2 separate regions of the Homo sapiens genome follow, and region 1 is linked to region 2. The links are chromatin contacts, found by Hi-C or POLR2A ChIA-PET in ENCODE. All regions are on one chromosome and are shown on one strand. Each heading gives the region's core, a stretch centred on a gene start or an enhancer-like site at or near the end of the contact. The rest is flanking DNA. Distances are from core to core; before and after follow the strand shown.

Evidence for each region. Hi-C counts contacts between places; a loop is a spot of excess contacts on that map. ChIA-PET counts read pairs that join two places held with the same protein, here RNA polymerase II (POLR2A).
Region 1: a loop to region 2 is called in a map of posterior vena cava, with 17 times the contacts of the local background. The contact joins the promoter of OR52L1 here to the promoter of OR51G2 in region 2. A Hi-C loop is called at or near these places in 1 of 168 maps with a recorded cell type or tissue (posterior vena cava). POLR2A ChIA-PET finds 5 or more read pairs at or near these places in 1 of 52 experiments (activated T-cell).

What each region holds. Positions count from the first base shown.
Region 1 is chr11:5,984,684-5,990,426 of GRCh38, forward strand. OR52L1 (olfactory receptor family 52 subfamily L member 1) reads right to left here and starts at 2,302. Exons shown (of 1, transcript NM_001005173.3): 1 at 1,209-2,302. The coding sequence starts at 2,247. The coding sequence ends at 1,258. LOC124902621 (a long non-coding RNA gene) reads right to left here and starts at 393. Exons shown (of 2, transcript XR_007062564.1): 1 at 224-393. It also overlaps a transcript of OR56A3 not described here.
Region 2 is chr11:4,917,793-4,923,786 of GRCh38, forward strand. It overlaps OR51G2 (olfactory receptor family 51 subfamily G member 2), which reads right to left and starts at 1,558. Exons shown (of 2, transcript NM_001005238.2): 1 at 1,385-1,558. The region is part of intron 2 of MMP26 (matrix metallopeptidase 26); the gene reads left to right. It overlaps OR51G1 (olfactory receptor family 51 subfamily G member 1), which reads right to left. Exons shown (of 1, transcript NM_001005237.1): 1 at 5,582-5,994. The coding sequence ends at 5,582.

The DNA of each region.
Region 1 (5,743 bases), core at 1,052-3,551, 1.1 Mb after region 2:
ATCTACTTGCAACGGCCAAGTTAAAGGCCTGATACTAAGCCTCTCAGACAGAGTACTAGTTATTATGAGTAAAATTTACTAAGAAAAGAAAAACTAGAAAAAACAACTATTAACTCTACCCCTCCTACCAATATGAAATCCCAAAATAAATCTTATCTCCCGAGCATCTTACATCAAAGTAGCAATGACTTGACTTCTTCCATGACTAAACAAAATGTGTTACCTTCTAGGAACAAAAATAATTAGGCCAGATCTCAGGGCAACATCAACAAACAGGTTGCAATATATCAATTGTAGCAGTCATCTTTTAAGTTTTCACCCAGTTCCTATTAACAGAAATAGAAGATCTAATTGACACCACTCCACATGCCCTATTTCCAAAAGAGAAACCCATTTTTAAGTGTCCATAACTGCTACTATACTTATTGCTTTATTTATTATAGCTATGTTTACCAACACCGGGATCTAGCACATTTTGTAGTTATTAGATGCTAATAATTATATGGTTACTTTTGGGTTTTTTAATGAATATTTATAAAACAAACATATACGCAGTACTTGGTCTTATTCCTTCTTTATCCAAAGCATGAATATAAATAAGTTGAAAATACAAAGAGATATCTTTTAAAATAAATTTCCTAGACACATATAGATTTCTTCCTTGAAAATAGAAATTATATTTTATTATTCCTAGAGCCTATTACCATAACTTCTCCACTTATGTTTGTTTTAAATAAATAAGTAATACCCATATTGCAATAAATGCTGTTTTCTTACACTGCGACCTTCTCAGCTGCTTTGAAGAGACCCTATTGGTAAACAGGAGCCAATGATCTGGGGATCCCAGCACTAACTTAGAGGTTTTGAAGAAACTCTAAACCTAAAACCAACCAAAGGGTGGGACTTTACAATTCCAGACAGTGTTGCATGGCCTACCATTGGGCAAAGGCGAGAAAGATGACACATTCAGAGCTATCATCTATTTCTCCTATCCCCAAGTCCTACTGACACAAGGAGTAGAGAAATGTTGAAATCAAGAGCAAAAGAAAAAATGGCAAAAATATTCACAAATCCAGATATCCAGGTACATCCCAATAAGCCAAGTATCTGTGGGTGTTCTTTAGCATGGCACTAGTAAGACTAGAAGGAATACTCACTGCAAAATGGTCTGTATTCATGTAATCTACACCAGTCACAGGCTCCTGGCTGTGGTCCGCAGAAGAAGCCTCCGAAGGAAACAATGAGAATATGTTCAGATCAATCCTTTTGTGTAAACACTCTGAGCACTCGCTGGCGGATCTGCTGAGTCTTCACTCCATAGACAAGAGGATTGAGCGCAGGTGGCATGAGGAGATACCGTGTGGCCAGAAGAACATGGACATGATGGGGTACATGATGACCAAAGCGGTGAGTGAGGAAGGAGAAAATTCCAGGGACATAGAAGACCAGGATGACACAAATATGAGAGCCACATGTGCTAAACGCCTTAAGTCGGGCCTCACTCCCTGGTACCTTCAGCACTGCCTGGAGGATGTGGGCATAGGAAACACCAATGGCCAGAACATCCAGCCCAATCACAAGCAAGGCCATAGTCAGCCCATAAGCTCGATTGACTGTGGTTTCTGAGCAGGCAAGTTTCACAACAGCCATATGTTCACAATAGGCATGGCCTATGATGGTGGCTTGGCAGAAGATAAGTGTTCCCAACAAAATGGGGAAGGGGATAAGGAGTAGTAATCCCCTCACCAGCACCACCATTCCGATGCGCCCTATGACCCCTGGATGCAGGATTGTGGAATGGTGCAAGGGGTGACAAATGGCTACATAGCGATCCAGAGCCATGGCCACAAGTACCCCTGACTCCATGGAGGAGAATGCATGGATGAAGAACATCTGGATCAGGCAGACGATGTACCCAATCTCGTGGGCATGAACCAGGAGCACTGCAAGGGCTTTGGGTGCAGTGGAGGAGGCCAGAACCAGGTCGATGGCAGCTAGCATGGACAGGAAGAGGTACATAGATTGGTGCAAGGATGGGTCCATCCAGATGATGAAGAGAATGGTAACATTGCCCACTAAAGCAAGGAGGTAAAGGATGCCCAGGGGCAGTGCAATCCAGTGCTGGCTTTCCTCTAAACCTGGAATCCCTACCAGGAGAAAAGAAGGCTGGGATAGCCTCCAGCTTGAATTGCTAAGGAGCATTATCAATGGCTTGGAGAGGAAAGAGAAAAAAGAAACCAAAGTCATGATTTCTGCATTCCTGCTACATTATCACATTGTCCAAATGGGGCAACCATCATCCTGAGAAGAATAAAGTGACTTCAACTGCAAACGAAGGGAATAAAGTTAGCTACAGGGAAGAAAATCTCCTTTGGTGGAGATAATTCTTTTACAAGTGAGACATCCACATGTCTGAATTAATACAAGCTTAGTTTTGTTTAGAGATAAGAGTAAACATAAGCTGCTTTTGGAGAGATGCTTAAACTCTACTATTCAGTTGCTTATATTTTGGAACTGTCAACTTCAAAGAGTTATTTTTATTAGCCTCTTGGTATTACTGACCACTGTGAATCAATCTGTTGTTTTTGAAATTAGTCTTCCTCAGTTTCCATGACATGGCACTCCAGAGTTGTTCCCCCTGTAGCCTTGGTCCCACCATTTTCTCTATCTCATTATGTCATTGATTCCAGGGATCCATCCTCTCCTGTATTCCCTATTCTGTGCATTATCTCTTAATTGACTTCATTTATTCCCATGGTTTTAACTGTTTATATACTTTTATTTCTTCCAAATTTATGTCTGTTTACCCAAATATCCTTCTGAAATATAAATCCATTTTTCCATTTGCTTTATGAATATCTATACACCACATCCTCAACATATTCAACATTGGATTAATTCACCTATTTTTCCCAAATTTGTTCTACTTATGTTTTGGCAATAATTTTTAATTACATCCCTAGCTACCTACACAACCCAATCTAAAAACTTGGAACCTGTCTTTACTCATAATCCTCATCCCCTTTTATTCATTCACCAATTCATGTTGACTTTATGTTAACCCCTCTTATATCCACTCCTTCTTCTCAACCCCCAATATCACTACCTTAGTTTACACCCAACTTCTCTCACCTGGACTATTTCATAACATCTTTCTGCCTTTGCCATAAACACCTTCCCAATTCACTCTCAACCCTGAAGTCATGGGTTTTTTTTCTAAAATGCAGATCTCATCATATCACTCCTAAGATTAAAATCCTTTGGTGAATTTATTGCATGGAATAAAATCATACTTTGAGACTGGCATAAAAGATTATCAAAAGTTATCTTTTTTGCATTACTTTTGTCTTACAGTTGATATATTTCTACATATGTTTTACTAACCATCCCTGCATTCTTGGAGTTACATGTACACACCAAGCTTACCTATGCCTTTTGTGTAGTCTGTCTCCAAATTCCTTTATCTGAATTGGTCCTTCAAAATTCAAAGTCCACTGTCACCCCTCAAAAGGACTCATTGCCTATGTCAGATGAATATTGATTATGTTCAGAGCACTTTATAATCTTCCTTTATTCATCCATAACTTTCTGACTTATCTCTAGAAATTCTATCAGTGTCTTAATGGTTTGTTTTTTTAAAGAAACATATCTTATTATACTTTATAATTATAACATAGCATGGTGAACATTTCACAATGTAGTGAGATAAATAAAAGCAATGGAGGAAGACAGACTTAGTTTAAATTTTGTCCATTTCATATTCTAGGAATAAAACCTTGGCAGGATACTAAAACTCTCTCAGTCTTGATTTCCTTATTTTATAACTAACATCAATCTTACAGGTTTATTGTAAACATTAATTAAGTAATATATGTAAAGTCTTGATATCTAGATTAGTCTACAAATTATAGTTATAATTATTTTAATATTAGCAATAGAAGATGACTGAGAATTAGACCACAGGCTTCTTTCTTTTCTTCTTTGTCTCCATGACTCTGCTTCTCTTTTTCAAACTTTTGATATGTTTACCTCTCATCATGATATTATAACAAACAATTCAGTGTCTTTGACAACCGCATGTTAACATGAAGTATCAACTTTGTCCATGGGATTCACCCTTGAAATTTACTAAAAGAAAAAACTTGAAACTGGATATGTGTATGTAGGTATGTTTGTCTTAAAGGACAGGCGTAGTCTGAAATAACTGTATTTTTCTCTGTTGGAGTGGTGGTGCACATGTGCGTGTAAAGATTAAAAAGTCAAGAATGACTTAGTTCTTGTGGATAATGCATCCATAGATTACTCAGAGCTCTTTTTGTACAAATTAATGATGACAATCATATTGCCCTAAAACTCTGAATATGATAGCTATAAAGTCTGAAATGCCACGTGGGCATATATCTCCCAAGTTTCTCTGTTTTTCTTCTAGAATCAACTTGAAATAACAATGACATTTTTATTGAGACATCCAGGGGAATCTCATAATCTTACAAAAATTCACCTCTCAGTGCTTAACATTCCACATAGAGAGAAAGTCCATTGTCTTTTTTGCCTACCTCCTTCTGTTGCACGCTTCAGCCCATTTCTCATTTTTTAGCTAAGGAGTCAGAGAACAGCTGTGCATTTGTGGAAGGCACTCAAGACTTGAATAGTAGCAGTGTGAGCAGAGCAGTGAGGCTAAAACCAAACTAGCCCTGGGGCTGCTGAAATAAGTAAATAAATAAGTAGAGAAGTAAATAAAGTAAATAAAGTAAGAAGTAAGTAAATAAAGCAGAGAAGTAAATTAAGTAAACAAATAAGCGGAAAAGCAGAGACACATGTAACTGAGTATAACCGGCTTCTACTTTGTGTTGCTTGGCTCGTAAGCCTAGGGTAAAAGTCTGCAAGTGCTTAGTAAATGTTAATTTTTTAACTTATTTTAATTTAATTTCTGACTCAGAGTAGGGGAGGGTGGGAGGTGGATAAGGCATAAAAAAATCCCATATTGGGCACAATGTACACTATTCAGATAATAGGTACACTAAAAAGCCCAGACTTCATCACTATACAATTCATCCATGTAACCAAAACCACTTATACTCTTAAAGCTCTTGAATTTTTTAAATAAATTGCAATTAATTGTTATTAAAGTAAACAGGAGGTCCCGCTATGATTCTTAGAGGAAAAGCAGAAAGGACTTTATTCCCAGGAACCTAAAGGCAAAGCTGTATTTAGTTATTCAACTACAAAGCAGAGGACAATTACCAAAGAGTAGATGTTGTTCAATTGGTACTTATTCATCTAATTCAACCCAAGCAACCTTTCTTTTGTGAAGTTGTGCTCAAATTCTGTAAGGTAGTATGACATGTCTCCTTTTCTTTCCTATTGTAATGCCTTTACCACTTTGTCCCTGCATTAAGACCTCACACTCTAAGCCAGGCATCATGTCAGTCTTTAAAGAGCAGGGACTCTGCATTACTTATTTCAGCAGCCCCAGAGCAAGCTCCAGGAGCATCCGGAATCTAGTGAGTAATCAGTAATGTTGGCTGAATAAGTAAACACTCATATTATTAGATTAAAAAATAAATAAGTGCACTAGTGTCTTAAAAGACTGAGAATCACAGGAAGGTGATAAGGCAGAGGCTAAATTTAAGCATAGGAATCATGTAGCAAACAGTGGCGTGTCTTTTGAGGGTGTCACTGATTGAGCCTCGATATTCCTCACCTTAAGTGATGCTCTGGGTGCTTCATGGCAGAAAGAGAT
Region 2 (5,994 bases), core at 308-2,807:
TGTTCAGTGTTTTCATTGCACTATGAAATTCATTAAAACATCCATGTTCCATAATTACTATTGTAAAAAATTCAGAGAGCCTGACAAATAGTAGATACTCTTCAGTAATTCTATTTCTTTCTTCTTCACCACCCTATTTCATTTTAATGTCAAAATAAACCTAAGGCGGAAAATATTTTTGACATTAAAATGAAATAGGATGGTGAAGAAGAAAGAAATAGAATTACTGAAGAACAGCTACAATTTGCCAGGCTCTGTATTAGGGACATTCCAAAAATCACCACACTTAGACTTTAGAAAAAATTTGCAAGTTAGTATTATTGTCTCAATTTGCAAATGAGGAAAGAGAGGCTTAGAGAATTTTATAATATCCCTAGAATCACGCAGCCAGTCAGTGCCGGAGCTGGAATTCAAACTTAGATCTCTATAGCTTCAAGGCACATACTGAGAAGTTGGAAAAATTTTGGTTAACGAATCCCAGCAATTATTTAAGTTAAGGCAGCCTGAAACGGGTGGAGGTTAAATTAGAAAGATATAGAGAAATGTTAAATGTCTGGATCACATCTTTTTTTCCTATAAACTCAAGACAGACTTTCTTTGGGATTGGAACTTGTGCTTCAGATTGTAAGGAGGTACAGCAGAACAGGAATCAGAGAGAATAATGAGGATAGGTTAGAGGAGGGGACTTGGAAATAAAATAAAATTCAGAATAATGATGCCAGGAGATATCTGCTTGGAAAAGATCACCTTTAGCCAGTTCGCCAGAGAGTTCTTAGTATGATAATTATTCTGAGTTCCTCTCATTTAAAATCCTCGCAGAACCCATTAGCAGTTTTGGTAAGGACTTCATTGTTCCTGACCTAAAGCAGCTGTCCAGGATACAGTGGGTTCAGCAAGATAGACTTAATCCATGGCGTTTCTGCCCTCAAGTTGTTTTGCTTTAAGACTACTTTCTGAAGGGACTTGAGCAAGTTGAATGACTGTTCTGATTCTATTATAATAGACCACACTTTGTGATCACTCAGGGAAATATGTTTTATGTCACAGAAAAGCTTTTTCCCAAAGAGTCAGACTACTTCCTATCCATCTCCTTGTTTCTTGGAAATAACTCCTATTCTACTAACTTGTGTCTGAGACTAGGGGTAGATGTTGACCTTTAATAACCGAGCTCGTTTCATGCCTGCATGACAATTTTGCCCACCTAACTTGCTTAATTCTCTGGGTCTCATCAATATTCCTGCTGTTACCATATAGGAGGCAAGTCTCTGGGCAAGAAAACAAGGAAATTGACTGATGTGAGAAAGCTGTTGTCTACTTTCTGAGCTGGTGCTAAGATCAGACCTGGGATCCCATGAAGCCAGCAAAATCTGACTGTAGCATTTACCATCCTTAGCAGGTGCTCTCTGCAGCCTTTTGGTAGACAAAGTCCCTTCTACCATTTCTCTCTCCAAAGCTCGGGCTCAGCCTTCTGGGATCTTTTCTTGGCTCTACACTCAGCATCAAACACCTGGCTACTATATGAACTCCTCGCATACCAAGGCTAAAAATAAAGGCCATGAACGCTAGAGTGACTGGAGGACGGATGTTTAAATCCATGATTTTTATGCAACTGCCCAAGGTATCCACTGAGACCCTTTCAAGGATCTTTAACCAATTCCCTAGCAGGCCTGGCTCCCTGGACCTCATTACCTCAGACCCTGGAGATAAGAGAAAAAGGGGCAAGGAGACTGGTCTTGTGAGATACCAGGATGGAAAGCCCAGAGGATGCCATGTACCAGCCACTGGTGAAGAATATGGCAAGAGTTTTGAACCAACGCCACAACTTTGGGAAAGCAGAGTGGGTGCTATTGATAATGTTTTATGTGTGATATGGCATAACCCCAATTTATGCACACTGGAGAATTAAATTCACTTTACAATCATAAGTGAATTTAAAAAGGGATTTTTTTAAATTGAATGCTTTCTCCATCACCAAGGGGAGGAAGGAAGTCAGGCTAGGTTCTTGAAAATGCTGGGATGGTATTGATGATTATTCTGGGTGCTCAGGTAACCCTATATGCTCCTGATTTCTGCATACTCTTAGGGACTTCATCTCCTCTTCCTGTCTCTGATCCACTCAGAACTCAGTCCTTTGTTTCCAGACATCCAGGAGCTAATTGGAGAAACTAATCCATTCTTGTACACTTGGGGGTGAGATGAGCCCCTGCAAAAGGTAATTAGAACTGAAAAGGAGTTTTTATGTGATTACAAGGGTATGAAGAGTTAATTTTTGGCCCCTGGGAAAGCTGATGAAGAAGGCATTTTAGAGAGAGAAATGAAGGGAGGGAATAGGCTATTATGTTTTGTGGATATCTAGATTTCTGTCTTTATGGGACCTTTTTATAAGTGCTCTTTGTGGTCTCTTTAAGAAACCTAAGCCTTCTTCTCTTGGGTTCTAACATTATTCAGAGACCTTTGCCAGCCCTGAATTTAAACCTTTCTTAATGTAAGTACCTAGTAGAACCAAGAGTAGGCCATCTATAATTGGCTTGTGTAAGTGGTCTTTTGCTTGCTGTACCTTCCTTTCATACTGTTTCCACAATGCACTTCTTCTCCTCTTATTCAGCTATGACTATTTCTACAAATTCCAGCTTAATTTCTTCCAACATAGTTCCATTCTAGCCACTGACATTTGGAGATTGGGCTTTACACCAAACTCATTATGACACAGAAAGGAAATCTCCATACTCTGACATGAGGCCCCAGATGTAAGAAGTGCTCAGAATATTATGGAGGATTATGGTCATAATGATAATAGCAAAGATCATATAATTAAATGCAAAGCAAGCACAGAACAATTAAACATAATGCCTTTGGTATGGTTTCAGGTAGTGTTGTGTGCAGTTCTGTCAAGGACTTTTGTTTCATTTCTCAGCCCCAAATAGGGAGAGAAATTGTGTTATAAAAATCCCTTTGGGTTTCATTCAAATTTTACCTATATTTATGGTTTACCATCATATGTTGATTCTCCATAAAATATTCAAAATGAGAAGGGTAATCTTTTCTCTAATATCCTACCTAAAAAGTATACTTTAATTCAGAAAATAAAGTGCTTCTAGTAGTAAATAAATCCAGTCATTACTGATAGGTATCAGATGTCATCTTTGAGTGTTTACTTAGACATAACACTATATGAACAAGTGAATATTTATTGAATTCTGTGAGTTTAGAGGTAGCTAATCTTTTAAGTCAAACCACTGGAGCTCATTTAGATTCTGTCCTGATTTCCAAACAATATCCCATGAGCTGAGTAACAAGTTGGTATTGAAGGGATAACTGACAAATGGCAGAAAGCATAGGCGCAGCTTGTAGGACTTTTATATTCTTGTGACAAGTGGATGAAGTACCTATCTTATTTGAACTCTGTAAAAGGGAAGCTCTTCTTTTCCCTAGGCTCACAATTCAGATGTAGTCCAAAGAGCTCTGCTATAACCAAGTTGTCCCAAATCCTGCCTTGGGGCCTCAGTCTAGCAAAGAGAGAGGCATACTGACTTTTCCAAAAGAGGCCCAGCATGAGTAAGTGGACTAGGTTGTAAACATGGATAAAATACAATAAAACAAAACAAAACAAAATAAAATAAAATAAATGACAGTGGCAGATCCGTGAGGGATTCAAGTCATGCACTGGCCAAAGGCTGATGGCTTCATCCAGTATGGAAACACTGTACTAAGAAAAAGTGTAGTTACGGAAGGTTTCTAATTTGGGACACATATGCATGCATGTGCAGATCTGTATGGTTTCACTTGTGTGAGCATGTAAGCACTGTTGTTCAGTGCATGTATCTTATCAAAACTTGGTATTTCACGAGAATGTATATTTGTATGAATCTACATATTTAAAATACTCGAGCCATTGTGTACCTTTGTATGTATTCATGATCATATGCACTTATTTAAAGTTATGCAAAAGCGGTTATGTTTGCAGTTGTTTTCTTTGGTGTCTTCTTCACAGGGAAAGAAGAGGCTCTAAAATAGATCTTTATTAATTTTTAAAAAGTTTTATTAAAAGTTATTGCTTTTAAAAAATTTGTATAATTTTAAAGGGTACAAGTGCAGTGTTGTTACATAGATATATTGCATAGTGGTGAAGTCTGGCCTTTTACTGTAACCATCACCTGAGTAATGTGTATTGTACCCATTAGGTAATTTCTCATGCCTTACTGCCCTCCCATTCTCCTACATTTCTGAGTCACCAGTGTTTATTATTTCGAACACTATGTCCAGGTGTAAACATTATTTAGCTTTCACTTATAAGGGAGAACATGCAGTATTTGACTTTCTGTTTCTGAGATGTTTCACTTAATGGCCAACAAGCATATGAAAAAATGATCAACTTAATTGATAATTTTTAGTGTAGGTAACTTGCTTCTAGCTCTACTAGTTAAATTTACTTCTTCTTCATGGTGAATTTCACATTTTTATGTTTTCCTTCTGGTGACTTTCCTTTCTGGAATCTAGAGTCAAGACAAGGTAACTAGAAAGAGAAGAAATTGCTGTTTAAAACCCTCTCCTTCTCATGACTCCACATAAAGTCATAGCAGAAAATACCTACATGAATATATAAAGAGTTACTAAGTTCACTCCCTATGTATCTAGATATATGTGATAATGTACAGAAATGAATTCACACAAACTGGCCAACTAGGATATATGTACCAACACAAACAAGCATGACACAGCAGATTTATATGCCAAGGAATATCAAAATACACCAAGAAAGAAAAACAGCAGTATTTGTTTCTTCATGCAGACTTTGTTTGATATGGCTAGATACAGAGATGAGAGAAACGTCTTACAAATAAGCACAAAATAACACATAATTTTCTTTTACATTTTTACTCTTTTACCTTCATATCTAAAGGAAGAAATCAAGGCTTTTCCCCAGTTACTCAGGTGATAATCCTCAATCTCAATTACATCTTTTGAGGATTATCCATGCATAATTTTGTGCTGTTTCAATTTGATAACTTCCCTTAAACTCCCAGGGTGTCTCCTCCTTTTCTTAATTTTGTGGGCATATGTTTAGTAAAGACTATCATGAAAAATCATTGCCTGGGGTGTGGATATAGATATGTACAAATATGTTGTAAATGAATAAAATCTGTAATTATGATAAAGTAACATAAAAATAAATAAATAAAAATATGTTTAAACAGTTAATCATCAATGAAATTACACTGGCCAGAGAATTGAAAGATGAAACTTTTGTACTGTTTTAGATTTTGTCCAATCATAATGGTTAATATTTATTGAAAATTGTATATTTGCCAGACACTGTGTTAGAAAACTACCTAAATTATTAAATATTTACAACATCCCTATGAGGAAGGAAGGTATTATAATTATTTCCTTGCTCATTCTGCAGTTGAGGAAACTGGAGAACAGAGAGGTAAGTAACTTTCTCCTGGTCACACTGCCTTATGTTGCACAGCCAATTGCCTTTTTGTTGACAGTCAACGGTTTATTATTTTGCCACAGCACAGCTGAAAACAAACAGAAACCTGTGGGCTTTATGTCCAAAACTTCCTCTCTTTACTCTAACTTAATCCTTCCAAAAACACCTAAGTGACTTTATAAACTGAAACTTCTTAATGATGCGCTGGCGAATTTGCTTGGTCTTGATGCTGTAGATGATGGGGTTCATAAGGGGTGGTACCAGCAGATACACATAGGACATGAAGAGGTGTACAACGCGGGGCAGATGTTCACCAAAGCGATGCACAAGAGACAAGCCAATCATGGGGATGTAGAAGAGCAGTACAGCACAGATATGAGAGACACAGGTGTTGAGGGCTCGGAGTCGCTCCTGGTGGGAGGCAATGCTGAGCACGGTGCGAAGGATGAGGGCGTATGAGAGAAAGATGAGCAGGGAGTCCACACCCACGGTGCAGGCCACAACAAAGAGCCCATAGATGTGATTGACAATGATGCTAGAGCAGGCCAGCTTCATGATCT